Linked DNA regions of Mus musculus: region 2 is linked to region 1. Evidence: chromatin loops called from intact Hi-C (ENCODE). Cell type or tissue: left cerebral cortex. All regions are shown on one strand. Each heading gives the region's core, and the rest is flanking DNA. Links, peaks and the distances in the headings are about the cores only.

Region 1 (7,704 bases), core at 1,051-6,050:
AGAGTGGCTGTAAGTTCCAAGCCACTCTGTAAGTGTGGGGTATGGAAAGGCAGAGGAAAGCTGGCTAGTGTTTGTGGACACAGGAATCACCAACAGATCAGGTCACGCACTCGGGGACAAGTTCAAGGGTCGGCATCGGCCCTTCCTGGGCAGCAGGGGGATCCAGCAAAATGTGGGGCTCTCAGGTTATAGGTTGTCCGCCATCCTGTCAGTGTGAATTCTGGCAATGACGTTTTGTGGGGCCTAGATGGAACCCTCAGAGAAAGGGGGTGGGGTATTGGAAGCTTCTCTATTCCCCCAATAATTGGTATTTATTTATAAAGTACCACAGCCCACAGTGTAAAACTTCAGGACTGAGAATACTGAATGCTGCTCGTAACCAGTCTGCAGTGTTGATCCCACTTCTTCCTTCTCCGTTGTTACTTTGTTTTGAGGCTTTTAATTTGGAAATAATTATAGAAGAGCTGCAAAGATCTCACAGCCTCCCTTCACCCGCCGCCCAGCTTCCCTCGGCAGCATCTGGCAAACTCTGGAGAACTCAGCAGAGCCATGATGCAAGGCCACTGCTGGATGACCTAAGCCATAGGCTCTACTCAAATGTCACCAGGTCCCACGGAATTTCCTTTAGGATTCAATTGCACTTAGTCACTTTCAACTTGCACTCACTCTGTCCAAATAAGGAGGGCATTCATCTTTCACTGTTCCCATTTGTGATAGACTGGGCAAAGGAGGGCAGTTTGGACAACCTAGAGACTTTCTGAAGCATAGGCCCTGGGAGAAATTTGATCTTTAAATAGTGCTTTAAAATTTAGACATTTTTGATGTGTGTGTGTGTGTGCGTGCTAGTACAAATGCACGTGTGTCTGTGTGTGGGTAAAACAGAGTATAGTGGGTGCACACTCATGTGAACAAAAACACCTTGGGAACATACTTACTCAATTTGAACACAGTTATTAAAATGTTTCCTTTTGAGATGAGGATGTGGCTCTGTGGTTATGATACTTGAGGTCCTGGGTTTGATTATCAGCAGCTGCATGTGTGTACTTGTGCGTATACACACACACACACACACACACACACACATGCAGGGGACTGTCGTGTTAGCACTTCTTGGCATGGAGAAGCAGAGCAAAAGCCAAGCTCATGCTTCTGGACCTAGGAATCACAGACCCAGAGCACCACCAGGCACAAGTCCAAGGGGCGACCTTAGTGCTTCCCTTTCTTAAAATGGAAAGGAGAAATGTTCCGATTACCAGAGAGGCCCAGAGATGTATGTAGGCCCAGGTATTATCAGGCCACCAAGGACTGTCCCCTAAGTCACCCTGGCCCTTGTCCAGTTGGCCTGTCTCTCAGAGGCTTGACTTTCTCTAGGACTGACACCTGCTGTAAGTCCCCTAGTGCACCAGACATACCTGCCAGCTCGCATTCAGTGACCAACAGGTGGCCCAACTCTTTTTCATGATGGTGGCCGGCTACTGGTGCTATGGCTGGAGATGGCCTCACACTCAGATATGGGAGGAGGTGTTAGGGGCCTGTGCAGTCTCAAGACCAGCCAGAAGGATGGTTGGGAGTTCCTGCTATGGGGAGCACGATGCTCCTCTCAAGAGGGCCTTCTGTACATGTGCGTTACATGAATGAATGCACAGACACCCAGGCAGGCAGGCTCTCAGGCCAGCAGAGACTCCAGAGAGCTCAGCTCCCACAAAGGCTTATAGGATGGCCATCAGACTCTGGGGTGTGCCCCTCCTGCCTCTGAGGTGTGGCTTTTGTGTCCTCCTTTCCCCTTTTCATCCGTCTAATCAATTGCTCTTGGCTCTCAGGGCTGTGGTCTGTCATCCTCAGCATATAGGCTTCTTCCTCTCTGGCCTAAGATAACATGCAAGTTCTTTGACTCCTGTTGACTCCGGGAAGTCTAACTGGGACTGTCCAGAGTTCATAGTCTTCTTGAATGGAATAAACTAACTTGGGAAATGGGAACAATGGGGCTGTGATTAGTTGAGACTTACAGTTTCCTTCCAATCAGTGGCGGCATGGAGAGTAATTAGGGGATCATGCTTCTGGGGATTCTCAGCAGGGACGGGAGAGAATGCTTGTGTTCATGAAAGTCAGTTTTTCTTTCTACACATGTGCTATTTAAAGCATTTCTTCTTTATTACCTGCCTGCATCTCTCCTGGTCTGCTGGTGCAGGTCCGTCTAGACCAGAGAAGACCAGCAAGACTGCCTTCTACCTCGGTGCCCTATGGGCTGCAGCCCCAGGACTGACCCTACTCCTTTTGTAAGTAAGCTCGGGCTTTGCCCTTGCCTCTGCTTCTGTCCACACCACTGCTCCAAAAGTCACTTTTATGTGAGGTGCACATGTGTGTGTACAGGTGTGCATGTGTGTGTGTGCATGTGGGAGTCAGGATAGCTTGGGTTTTGTTGTTTTGTTACTCAGTCACTGCTCACCTTTCTTCTTTCTTTTGGAAAGTTTGATATCTTTATTTATTACTTTCATGTGCATGTATGTGTGGGTGTCTGTAGAGGCCAGATCATCCCCATCTGAGGCCAGCTGCAGTTACTGATGGTTGTCAGTCCCCCTCTGTGGGTGCTGGGAACCAAGCTTAGTTCCTTTGGAAGAACAGCAAACACTCTTAACTGCTGAGCTACTTCTCCAGTCCCCAACCATATTTCTTGAGCTAAGGTTTCTCACTGCCAAACAGGTTAAGTTGGAGAGACAGTGAGCCCAAGAGGTCAGTTTGTCTCTGAGGAGGTGATATGAACATATATTTTGTAGGCTTATAGATACAGCCTAAGAAAATCAAATCAGTACTTTATTCTATGATAGACTACTGCAAATCTTTGTCTAAAAAGGAGTGTGCAGAATTAAAATGAGTTAAAATTTTATTTAAGTATGCTGGCTTCTGCCAACCTGTTCACATTCTGTATCCAGGGAAGGCAAAAACTTGCCAGAGTACCGTAAGGTTCTACAGCAGATCCTGTTTGCTAAGAAATCATTATTGCTGTTAGGTTTTATGTGTTTGTTTTTGTTTTTGAGACAGGGTCTCTCTAGGTAGCTGGGCTGTCCTGGAACGCTGTAGGATCCTCCCACTGCTGCCCCCTGAGATTAAAGCCCTGAGACTTTGTTAGCCCTGTGCCACTCACTGTGCCTAACAAAACAGGATACTTTTTTATTGTCATTTCAAATGTTTGTATGCTTTTAATGCTAGCTTCAAAATGTCTACCTGTAAAATGTTCATGTCTGCAATTTGTTTCTGTGCACATGCCTAGCTTGACAGAAATTCCTTTTGGTAGGCATGGGACTCAGAGACTGTCCTCTGGTGGCCACACTGTCACCTGAGCTCAGCTGAGCTGTAAAAGTTGTAAGAAATTGTGGAGGACTGCCAGGCCTTCCCAGAGCATTAGCCTGGGCTCCTGCCCACTCCTAAACAAAGAACAGCTTTCCTGTCTGAGCTCATGGCTGATTCTTTGCTGGCTGGAATTTCTAATACACTTCCCTATGTTGGGATTACATGTGTCATGGACCAAATTTGGCTTTTATTTTTAAACTTAAATTCTGGGGATTGAAGTCAGAGCCCCAGGCTTACGTGTGGACATCTTGCAAACTCACAGATCTCCAAGATCAACCATAGCCAAGGTCGCCTAAGGTGGCTTTCCTACTGACCAACACAGAAGCTGCCTATTCTTGCTTCCATCCTACCTCAATGGCCCCACCTCATTCCTGGGGGCTGGGCTTGACTGTACTGGCCTTGCCAGCCAGTAACCTCACCTGGGCATTTGAGCATGCACAGGGGTGTGCGGGCATAGATACAGACAGAGGAGATTTCGGGAACATCTGTCTAAAGGAGGTTATTGTTTTGTTTTGTTTCCTGGTGCGGGGGGGGGGGGGGGGAGGGGGGGAAGCAGAGTGTGAAGAACGTGGGCAGACAGGGAAAGTACGAGCAGGCTCTCAGAGATGGTTAGTTCTTGTTCCCAGAAAACACTGAGAGGAGGAACTGTGGGAAGCTGTGGGGGCAGGTGTCTAGGCATATCCAGTAGGGGAAAGGCGAAGATGCAGGAGTCCTGTAAAGACCCAAGCTGGCATCTGGTTAATAGACTTCCAGCCTGGCCCCACTCATTTTAGTTCTTTGTGTGGAGGAACTACTGACATCTCTTAGACATTTGTCATCCAGTTACAGTGGAACCAAGGACCACACATGCCTAGGGAAGTGCTTCACCCCTCACTGCACCCCCAGTCCTTAGCTTAGATATCCTTATCTAAGAATTTGGGCCAATCTTCACTGAACTCTTTGGTAACAGTATAGTAAGAGATTGAAACATCATCCATGGAGCCTATGCCTTCCTTTATTATATAACATGATGGTACCCAGCAAACTGGAAGGTTGCTGAAAACAAACATTTCACCTCAGATGGGCGATAGGAACTCTGATGCTGTCTTCTATTTCAGCTTAGAGTGTGAACTCGCCCAGATCATCTCTCACTCTGAATTTATCATCAAGTCCACTTCCTGTTATTGTTACTTCAACACTGGAGAGCAACATTTACTTTCCAGAAGTTTTCATTTAACCTTAATAAAGACTAAACCCACACAGATCTACTCTTTAAAAAAAATAAACATTTTAGACATTCATCTGAACACAAATCTGCTTGGTTAAAGAACATTACCTAATAATTTCATAATATTAGCATCTATCTAATTATATCCTTTGGCCACTCCAGGCATGATCACCGGCTTTTGAAATTCAGATGGTGAACTTGGACTGACCCTGTAGCCCCCATGGGACCCAAGTGGCCTGCAGCCTGATTTTGCTGTGCACAGCAGAGAGAGGGTAATTTGACATCCTGCTCTTTTGTTTGGGGTCTGTGGGCTCTGGACAGCACTTACGTCTCATCTGTGAATGCTATTCCAAAGTACTCCTTCTCCTTCAGGTTGAAATGAGAGGCCACGAGGTCAAGAAGCTCCTTGGCCAAAAGCTTGGGCTGGAAGAAGAACACAGAAGGGAAGATTAACTCACGAGAGACTTTTGCTAAGTCACGTCATCATCTTGGGTCTCTAGCATGTTCTCAGTGAAATGCCTGAGAACTCAGGCACACTGCAGAAACACAAATGACTTTTGTAAAATCCAAAGAGAGGCTTGGATGTGGTTCAGTTGGAAGGAAGGTTCTTGCCTGGCACGCACAAAGCCCTGTGTTTAATCATCCAAGCAGCATAAAACTGGTTGTCATGGTGCATGAGTACTTCATGGGGTTCCACGAGAAATAGAGGCAGGAGGAGCAGGAGTTCATGATTATCTTCTGCTGCATAGCAAGTTTGAGGCTATCCTGGGCTACATGAGGTACACAGAGAGATGAAGCCAAGAGTGAGGGAGGAAGAGAGAGAATAGAGAAGGAGAAAGACCAAAAGAAACAGACCATTAGGATGCTGCTGTATAAAACAGCCAAGTGGGAAGTCTTGGCAGCAACTGGAGGCTCAGTAAGATTGGTTCTGTCAACAAATGACATTTTTGCTCTTTAGTGGGTCTGTCCAGCCTGGTGTCTTTCCTTCCCTACCTTATACTGCTCTGACAGGAAGAGTTCTTGGTCTATTTAGCAAACACAGGCAGACCCCTTCCTATTCTTGGAATAAGGTTACTTTCTGATCTACCCAGTGTAATTGGAAAATGTTAAGCCCAAATTTATTGAATATGAATACCAGAGTTTAGCAACACATGGCTACAGGTATGAGCTCAAGGGTACCCTGAATGCAGCCCATGACAAAATGGCAAACTTACTTAAGATCATGAGCTACATTGAAAGGTTAAACACACCCTCCCCAGTGTGGCTGCTTCTGCCTGGTGATCACATTGGGCTCTGGCTCTTGGCATCCTTAGAGATTGTAGCACACAGCCTGACCCAGAGAAACCATCCAGATACAAAATTCAAAGCACGATTTTTACTGAACAAAGACTGCATTTGTACTATTGTCAAGTCTAACATCCCTACACTGACCTGCCTGATGGGTCAGGAGCTGTCCTCGCTGTGTGGTAGGCACTGTGCTAAGCACTTTTTACACATTGTTTAACCTCATAATCCTGTGAGATTGTCCATTGTGCAGGGCAGACACAGGCCCAGGGATCAGGCAGTTGTTTCTGCCTCCTCTTCTATCAGTGAGCAGCAGCTCAGAAGTGAAAACCACTTAGAACCCCATGGGGTTGAAGTGACAGTAACACTTCCTTCCCTGGAAATGAGAGACCAATGGGAAACCCTCTTACACACGTTCGGGACCGGCCAGGAAAGACGCAACAAACCGGAATCTTCTGCGGCAAAGCTTTATTGCTTACATCTTCAGGAGCCAGAGAGCAAGAGAGCAAGAGCAAGAGCTCTATTGCTTACATCTTTAGGAGCCAGAGCGCAATAGAGCAAGAGCAAGAGCAAGAGCAAGAATGGCGAAACCCCGTCCCTTTTAAGGAGAATTATCCTCCGCCTAGGACGTGTCACTCCCTGATTGGCTGCAGCCCATCGGCCGAGTTGTCATCACAGGGAAGGCAGAGCACATGGGGTGGAGAACTACCCTTGGCACATGCGCAGATTATTTGTTTACCACTTAGAACACAGGATGTCAGCGCCATCTTGCAACGGCGAATGTGAGGGCGGCTCCCCACAAAACCCCACCTTGACACACCAACTGCATCCAGTGCTCTCTGCTTCCTGGTGCATGCTACAATCTGAGTCTAAACCAATAGAACACCCAAGATTGGACGTCAATTCTTTCTTCCTTGATAGGAAGAAGTCTACACTGGGATTGTGGAGGGATGCATGTGGCTCATCTCAGAGTTTTACAAATGAATTATGAAAGATGCTGCAAGATTTGAGTTCCCAAGCTTAAGAACGTGTTGTGGGATGTGCTTGACTATAAATGCTGCCATTCCTTCCAGAAGATGTTGGGCTGAGTTAATTTATGGGTTGTGGTGACACAGCAAGTTCACTGCTTTTATAACACAGTGGATCATCACTTATCCATCAGAATGACTGCCATATCTTTCAAAGTGGCCACAGTGTATCTGTGATGCTTGCTGTTTCTGGAAGTATTTTGAGCTGGGCACTGGGTTACACACCTGTAACCCCAACACTTAGGAGGCTACAGTAAGGAGGAATGGGGGATTCAAGGCTAGCTTGAGTTTCACAGCAAGAGCATATCTTTTTAAAAAAAATTTTTATTAGATATTTTCTTTATTTACATTTCAAATGTTATCCCCGTTCCTAGTTTCCCCTCCGAAAATCCCCTATCACCTCTCTACTTCCCTACTCCCCAACCCACCCACTCCCATTCCTGGTCCTGGCATTCCCCTATACTGGGGCATAGAGCCTTCACAGGACCAAGGGGCTCTCCTCCCATTGATGACCAACTAGGCCATCCTCTGTTACATGTATAGCTAGTGCCACAAGTTCCACCATGTGTTTTCTTTGATTGGTGGTATAGTTTCAAGGAGCTCGGGGATACTGGTTAGTTCATATTGATGTTCCTTCTATGGGGCTTCAGACCCCTTCATCTCCCTGGGTATTTCTCTGGCTCCTTCATTGGGGACCTTGTGCTCCATCCAACGGATGACTGTGAGCATCCATTTCTGTATTTGCCAGGCACTGGCAAAGCCTCGCAAAAGACAGCTATATCAGGCTCCTGTTAGCAGGCTCTTGTTGGCATCTGCCTAGTGAATGGGTTTGGTGAT
Region 2 (7,704 bases), core at 1,731-6,730, 140 kb after region 1:
ATCTAAGAGCAAACAGGGAAACTATGTTGGCCTAAAAGTATAGTGGATGGAGAGATTATTCCGTGGCTAAGAGAACTGGCTCCTCTCGCAGAAGATCTGGGTTTAGGCCTCAACACTAGCTCCACACTTAACAGTCATCTGTAACTCTAGTTCCAGGGGACCCGACGCCCTCTTCTGGCCTCTAAGGCTACATAGCACATTCAGGCAGAAAAATACTTGTTCATATAAAATACAAATAAGGGGGCTGGAGAGATGGCTCAGCGGTTAAAAGCACCAACTGCTCTTCCAGAGGTCCTGAGTTCAATTCCCAGCAACCACATGGTGGCTCACAACCATCTGTAATGAGATCTGACGCCCTCTTCTGGTGTGCATGAAGATAGAGACCGTGTACTCATATACATTAAATAAATAAAAAAAAAAAGATGTAAAATACAAATAAGTAAATCTTTTATTAGAAAGATAGTGCATAAAGGGATGTATAAGGTAGTTAATTGATAATTTTACTTTTTTTAAAAAAAGATTTTGTGATGTGAACACTGTGAGCCTTCTTATGCTTATGACTAAATTTTCCATTCACATCTAAAGTTTATATAACTTTGAATCATTTCTCTTCTAAAGCTCCCACTCCCAGGTGTGGGCATTCTAGCCTGCGTAACTAACCTGTGCTGGAGGGTAGGGTGGTAAAGGGCTGTGTGAGAGACACTGGAGACAAATGAAGCTTTTTGTCTCCACAGCTGTGACACAGACTCAGTTGGAGGTGTGAGGTTGACATTTTAGAAGTGAGTAAGCCCATTTTAGAATCGGGCACTGCTATAGCACAGGTTTGTCCCCTCCACGGGTGTGGTCACAGGTGCTCATGTTCATTTTTTTTGTGATAATAAAGGCAGCCACTGCCTATCTAGTGCTTCCCATTTCATCTGAGTGATCTGAGTGATCCTCACTGCCTAGAGCTTTGTGTGTGTGTGTGTGTGTGTGTGTGTGTGTGTGTGTGTGCATGTGTGCATGCATGCCTACCTCGGATGGTTGTAGCACTGAGCTACAACCTCACACTTAACCCTCATTTTTTTAGCTGTCACTTATGGTATTATATCATATTATATGTAAAAACATATGCACATAAAATGTGCACATGTGTATAGTGCATGAATCCATATGCACCTACACATATGTACATAGGTGTTTGTAAATTGTCTCTTTCTTCTTTTGCCTGTTTGTATAATTTTAATTATTTTCCTGATTCATTGTTTATGTAGATATAAACATCAAAATTTTAAATTGCTTTAAAGATTATAATTTCAGAAGTACATGTTTATAAGGTACAGTGTGATACTCCATAGAATGCCTACTAAACAAAGCAAGGTCATTTAAGGCCCACCCCTGCTGTGCTGCTGCTACAACTATTTGGGTTTAATAAACATCTTGCCATCTGACAGTGGAATGAGGCTCCTTAGCCTTCACTCTCTGGATTGCCTTTACAACAGAAACTCCTGGAGAGCCTTTCAAACATTTTAACACCTAGGCCCCTTTCAATTAAATCAGAACCCCTGGGGATCACGTCTGGGCAAGGAGAATGTGGATGTGCATAAATGTGCATGTGTTTGCACAAACATGTGTGTGCATGTGCTTATGGAGTGTAGAGGACAACCTCACAGATCATCCCTCAGATACTGTCTACTCTTTCTTTCATTGGCCTGGAGCTGGCTCTAGGGGAGGCCAGCAAGCCTGACTTCTGTCCCCCCTCCTCAGCAGTGGGATCAGAAGCAGCAGCACCATGCCCTCCCCCCTTTTAATGTGAGATCCGACTCAGGTGCTTGCCTTGCAAACACTTTACTGAGGTATCAGCCCAGCCTGCATGGGTGTTTTAAAGGCAGGCTGGTGAATCTGGACTTCAGCATGCTAGCCTAGGGAGACACTAAAACCCATGAAAGCACCACTTAAGCAAAAAGCATCAAATGGCATGGATTACTGACAGGCAAAAAACTAAATGCACTCTTGATGCATTTTCCAAACAACACTACCAACACAGTGCATTAAAAATCAACACCATGTCACTTTAGTATATTCTTCATTATTTGTAACATTATATACATATATGGAAGGAAGAATATATATATATATATATATATATATATATATATATATATATATATATATATATATATATATATATATATATATATATATATATTTCCTTTTGTTTTTCCTGTATTTCATCATTGCAACACTACAAAGCTATTACTCTGGTACTGTAATGGAGAAAACAAAGACCAGGAGAGAAAAACAGAGTTTTTTTTTTGTTTGTTTGTTTTTTGGTTTTTGGCAACATTCTTCTCGTGCAGTTAGTTATTCTTTGAATGTCTCTCAATGCTGCTTTTTGTTGAAATGAAATGATCATGTTCTTGACAATTCCCCATGAGGCTTTGAGCTCCTGAGGATGAAGATCATATCATTTTCAATGTCTCTTTAAGCCAGCTCTGCTGGCCAGTGGACATGAAGGTCTCAGGGCAGGTGGGAGTTGCCAGGACTTGATAAGTCTATTCTGGAAGGCATTTGGACCACCCGTGGTCCAGCACAGGTTTGAAGCTTTTGGCTTCCCTTCCTTCTTCCAACCCCCTCAGTTGGCTCTGGAGTATACTAACCAAGCCCTGTTATCCTAGACTGGGGTTAGCGAACTAGTTTAGACTTGCCATCCCGACCTTCCTCCTAGCAACTGCTTTCTGGGACCACTCATGGGAGTCAAGTTCAAGTTGCAAACAGGGCTGTGTAGATCAGAAACGACTTCTCTCCTTGAGCCAACCAGCTTAGCTTGGCCAGGGAGGGACCAGGGACAAATAAGAAAGCCAGCCCTCCAGTCCCAGAGGCCCACAGGCTCAGGTAACATAACTGCCACTCAGCAAATGGCTGCTGAATTGAATTGGACTAGATTGAATTGTGGTTACACGGGAATGTTTTCCTGGGACTGGCGGCTAATAAGTCAATATTCTCTTCAATATACTTCAGCTGTTAATGGAAGGCCTGAAAAAGTCTCTGGGGAAACAAGGGGCTTGGCTACCCAGCTCCCTTGATTTTGAAGTTTAATTTTACTTTTATTTTTAATTGTATTTGTGTGTTTGTATATGTGAGTGTACATGTGGGTAGCTATATGTGCACATGTGTGCATACACACGTGGAGGTCAGAGGTCATATTAGATTGTTCCTCCAGAGCCACCCATCTTAGTTTTTGAGACAGAGATCCTTACTAGGACCTGTAAGTCCCAGAGTAGACTAGGTCTGCTGGCCTGTGAGACCCAGGGCTCTGGCTGTCTCTGCTTCACCATTGCAGAGATTCAAACCCTATGCTACCCCTCTAGGCTTTTTATGTGGATCCTTGGACTTGAACTCAGGTCTTCATGCCAGTGTGACAAACACGTTACCAAACAAATGATCTCCCCAGCCCTTTGAAGCCCAATGCTCTATATCAGGTGATAACCTGACAAGACAAAAGAGAAGTAAGAGGGTAAGAGAAGATTTGCTAAAGGCCAGGAGCCGGGTCCCCAATCTCATTTGTAATCACAGCAATGTCTGCAGAGACAGAATTATCTAGACCAAGTTATCATTCCAAATGCCAGGATGGAGACGAGGCGGCACTGGCCTGGAAAGTAACATTTCAGGAAAGCTTCCGATTTCATCAACCTGCAGACTTCCCCTTCCTCTTGAGTCTCTCAGCACATTTTGTTTTTGTGGTCCCCCAGAACTCCCTTAGATTCATAACTTGTCATTGAAAAGATTAAGGTTTTTTTTTTTCCCATGATGGTTGTTCATTTTTGAGAGATTTTCCTCAAGTTTATTTTACACAAGATTTATTGGTGACATAGCTGCTGTTTCTAGTAACACAAAGGTTACTACAAAGGTATGCCTCCTTCAAGGACAAGAATTCCAGAAAAAGCGCATCTCCAGAAACTGTGTCTATAATCAGAGAAGGGGCCAGGACGGGGAGGGAGTGTCCATATGAAAGCCATCTAGCACCTGGGGCCTGGCTACCAAGGAACTGTCCCTGATGCACCCCCCCCCCCCCCCCGCCCCCAGACATTGTATGTGGGGAGAGGAGCATGAAGCCTGGAGCTATTTAAACATCGTGGTTCATTAGGGGATTATACACCGCCACATCACACCTAGAAAGTACAAATCCAGCTGTGTCTGCCTGATGCCAAACAGCGTGGTGAGCCAGCAAACGGGGAAAGAGGCCAAGCCTGCTCAAGTTGACTTAATGAAATAAACTGGGTTGCAAAAAGCTGTCAGCCAAAGAGAAGTCTGTGACTGCCCTTTGAAGAGGAAGCCAGAAGAATTTGGTTTCCCTCCCCCAGCTCCAGCAGACTGGTCCCTCTCAGGGTGGGCTGGAGATCTCAGGACTGACACCTCCCTGGCAAGTGGGAATGCCACCAATCTGAACTGTTGGTGGCTGCAGGAAACAGATACTTCTGTCTTCCTTTTGGAAGTGTTCCACATTTCCAGACAACTGACTGTGAAGTATCAGCCTCTTGTGCAAAGTGTCATCTTTGGGCCAGGGCTGATGCTCAGGGGTAGAATGCTTGCCTAGTCTGTGAGACCCTGGGTTCCATTCCCACCATTGCAAACAAGGAAACTGAAGGGCTGAAGAGATAGCTCACCGAGGAAAGTGCTTGCTGGGGCTGAGTTTGATCCTCAGAACACAGGCAGAAAGCCAAGTGTGGTAGCATGTTTGTAACCTCCCATACTGGGGAGGTAAAGTAAGATCCCCGAGGCTCCCTGGCTACACAGTCCAGTTGAAATCTGCGAGCCTCAGATCAGAAGAGGACTTCTTCCAAACAGCAGGTAGGTAAACTCCCAAGGAAGGCCATCCAAGGTTGTCCTCTGACTACCACACTTACATGCATCCATATACACAGGTGCACCCTCACAAACCTATGTCCCATCCATGAGATAAAACCCCAATAGCAAATTTCTCATAGGTTTGAGTGAGACATGGGTCCAAGTGTTTGATTCCAGAGAATCCTGTGTGAGTGAGCCAACACAAGGAGAAGGGGCTGAGGAAAGCCCCAGGGTTCCTCCTTGGTGCTCTTGCCTCTCAGCCTTCTGCTGTGAAGAGTCACATCTGTCTCTTACCCAAGAATGTCACCACATGTAACTTGTGTGCACATTGCTCAGAAAACATCAGACCTTGCTTGGGAATCTGGAACCCATAAAAAGCACTTGCTTAGTCTCCACAGCCAGAGATACCATGCTTTAAATCACTGGCTTCTGCCACTTGCATGCTAGATGAATTTAAAGCAACATGCATTCTTTAATAACCCCGTCCTTCAGCTGGTGACCCTCTTCTATAGGGTCACCTTGCAGACTGAACTTAGAGCACCTCACATGGGCCCAGGCACCTAGGAAGGGATGTTCCATTAAGGTTATCCAGATCCTAATTGATGGCAAGGTGTTCCCCAGCCTCAAGGAAAGATGCTGGTCACTCTTGATCCTCCTCTGTTACCTGTCCCCCTCCCCCACAGCAAAGCAAAGTGAGCTTTGGTCCTACCTGGTAGACAGCATTGGGGATGCACCACGGTTTTAACATCAGCTGCAGACGATGTAGGTTTCCTTCCCTGCAAGTCCTTAGTAGCCGGCAAGCAAGGTCCCAGCTACATGGTACGTCTTCAGAGCCCAACAGCCCAGCAGCCATGCCAGCTCCAGGCCTTGCCCTGGCCCCTCTGTTCCCAGGCCTACATACGGGGGTTGTGTTCCTTTAGTAATGCAAAGTCCCAGAGTCACTGAGATCTAATCAGACAAGGCAAAAATGCAGTCAAAATGATTCTGCTTCCCCTCGCTCTCCTCTCCCACTACCTACCCTGGCTAATCTGGAGAGACTGTTTTCTTGCAAGGATTAGCACACGTCTCCCAGTCTCTGGGGACCCTGCAGGCACCAGGGAGGAATAAACCCTGGCCTGCAGATAACCACCTATCCTTGTCTCTCTATAGTCCTGCACACTGCTGGCTCTCTGGCAGGTCCAGACAAAACCGAAAAGAGTGTGAGGCAGAAACATTCCAGGGCGAGAAAGTGGCGGGGAGAGAGCTCCAGAGTCCGTTGCCAGTATCCCCATGACATTCCAACGATTTTTCTTAACTCTCCGAGACTTGGAGAACCCAGGAGTTTCTGCACGGTGAAGCCAAATGTTTAATTTTATATCAACACTGGAGCACTGGCTATTTTTCTGGGTTACTTGTAAGGCACGGGCCATTTTCCTTGGAATCATACTAAATTTAGGTTGGGATAGAAAGCGAGGAAGCTTATATCATGGATTTAATAGCCACATCCACGATTATGGGGGAAAATGGAGAAAGGAGGTCACAGCAACATGTATCATTTTTTTTTTCTCCCTTAAGATCTATGACTGTGCAGGCTGTTTGATGGATAAACCATACATAGAACTTAACCTAAGAGAAAGACAGTCAGGTAAATGGGTTGCAACTGCTTGTGAGCTCAGCTTCCCTTTGGTTGGCTTTTTTGGGGGGTGGGGAGGAAGATAGATTTCTTGCCATTAGATCAGGCTAGCCTAATACTTGCCATATGTCCCAGGCAGCCCTGATTTTGTGCCCTTTATGCCTCTACCTCTCGAGCGGTCGCTGCTATGAAGAGCATGCAGTACCACATTTGGCTGGTTGACAATTATATTCAACCATGTTTCAGAAAGATTCCTGCTTTCTAAGTCAATAGATTGTATACCAAAAGGTGAGATTCCAAAGCTTATAGGGACAGTAAGGAACCTGGGAATGCAGTGAGGATACAATCTGTATGACTAAGGCAGGTCAAGGGACTGGGCAGATGATAGCATTAAGTTCAATTTCCAGCAACTGCAGGACAGTTCACCACTGTCTGTAACTCCAGTTCCAGGGGATCTGCATACAGGCAACACACTACTTCATGTAAAATTAATAAATCAACTTAAAAAAGGAGAGATGGGTGAAGTTCAATCTTAATATTACTTAGATTGAATCATCTTAAAAGAAAAAATGCTTGGTTGATACTCAGGCATAGCTTTCTTCTGTGCATCTTATTTATTATTCTTTATTTTCTCAACTCTTACCTTTATTATCTTCTATAACCTCCTGGAATATCCTGGAGTTAGACAAGGTTGAAGTTGGTCCTACCATTTCCTGAAGGGACCAGGACAGATTGATTGTCTTTATGATGTATTCAGCTGTGGAATGGAAACACTAGGCACCTCACTGGGCTGTTTCAAGGATTAACCAATAGCACAGGGCACGTGGGTGGGGTGGGGTGCGGGGGTTCAGCACTCACTCACTAAGAGACTTTTTTTGGTTCCTGCCAAACTCAAGATTATTCCAACCCTGTGATTCTCTAAGTCATGTTTGCTTAACATCTTTTCTCCCTTTGTTATTTTATTAGTATAAGAAGATAGTTCAAGTTTAAGACGATAGTTTTAGAAGATTGTTAGTTTAGTCAGTACTGGAAGATTGCCTTCTGTTATGCCTCTTTTGGGTGAGTTTTAGTGTCTCTCCATGCATGATGACTTTCACTCAAAGCATCGCCTTGATTTGATCCTACATACAATTCATTCATGGGACGTTTTCGTATCGAAAGGTTGGGTGTGCGAGAGAAGTGTGCTTTTCTATGCCCCATTGGTGGACACTATTTTACTTAAATGGAGAAAGAAAAGGAGAGGGAAGGAGAAAGAAAGAATCCAA

What was found. Peaks named below come from ENCODE experiments on the same cell type or tissue, not always from the same donor. Only the 100,000 strongest peaks of a DNase experiment are listed, where the experiment ranks them.
Region 2: it touches region 1 in a loop (2.3-fold over the local background); 6 of 42 quality-filtered maps call a loop at or near these places.

Annotation. Positions count from the first base shown.
Region 1 is chr2:4,470,395-4,478,098 of GRCm38, reverse strand. It overlaps Frmd4a (FERM domain containing 4A), which reads right to left. Exons shown (of 23, transcript NM_172475.3): 3 at 4,884-4,978. Gm39751 (a long non-coding RNA gene) reads left to right here. Exons shown (of 5, transcript XR_865941.3): 4 at 2,189-2,276; 5 at 4,718-7,704. Among named protein-coding and RNA genes, the nearest start is that of Gm39751, 39 kb to the left of the region's middle. In left cerebral cortex, for the core only: a CTCF peak has its summit at 3,321 (motif pointing left); DNase peaks (open chromatin) are centred at 3,387, 3,724, 4,007, 5,165 and 1 more place; H3K27ac peaks cover 310 bases.
Region 2 is chr2:4,330,961-4,338,664 of GRCm38, reverse strand. All of the region lies in intron 1 of Frmd4a (FERM domain containing 4A), which reads right to left. Among named protein-coding and RNA genes, the nearest start is that of Gm23691, 46 kb to the left of the region's middle. In left cerebral cortex, for the core only: no CTCF peak of the experiment used is centred there; a DNase peak (open chromatin) is centred at 4,265.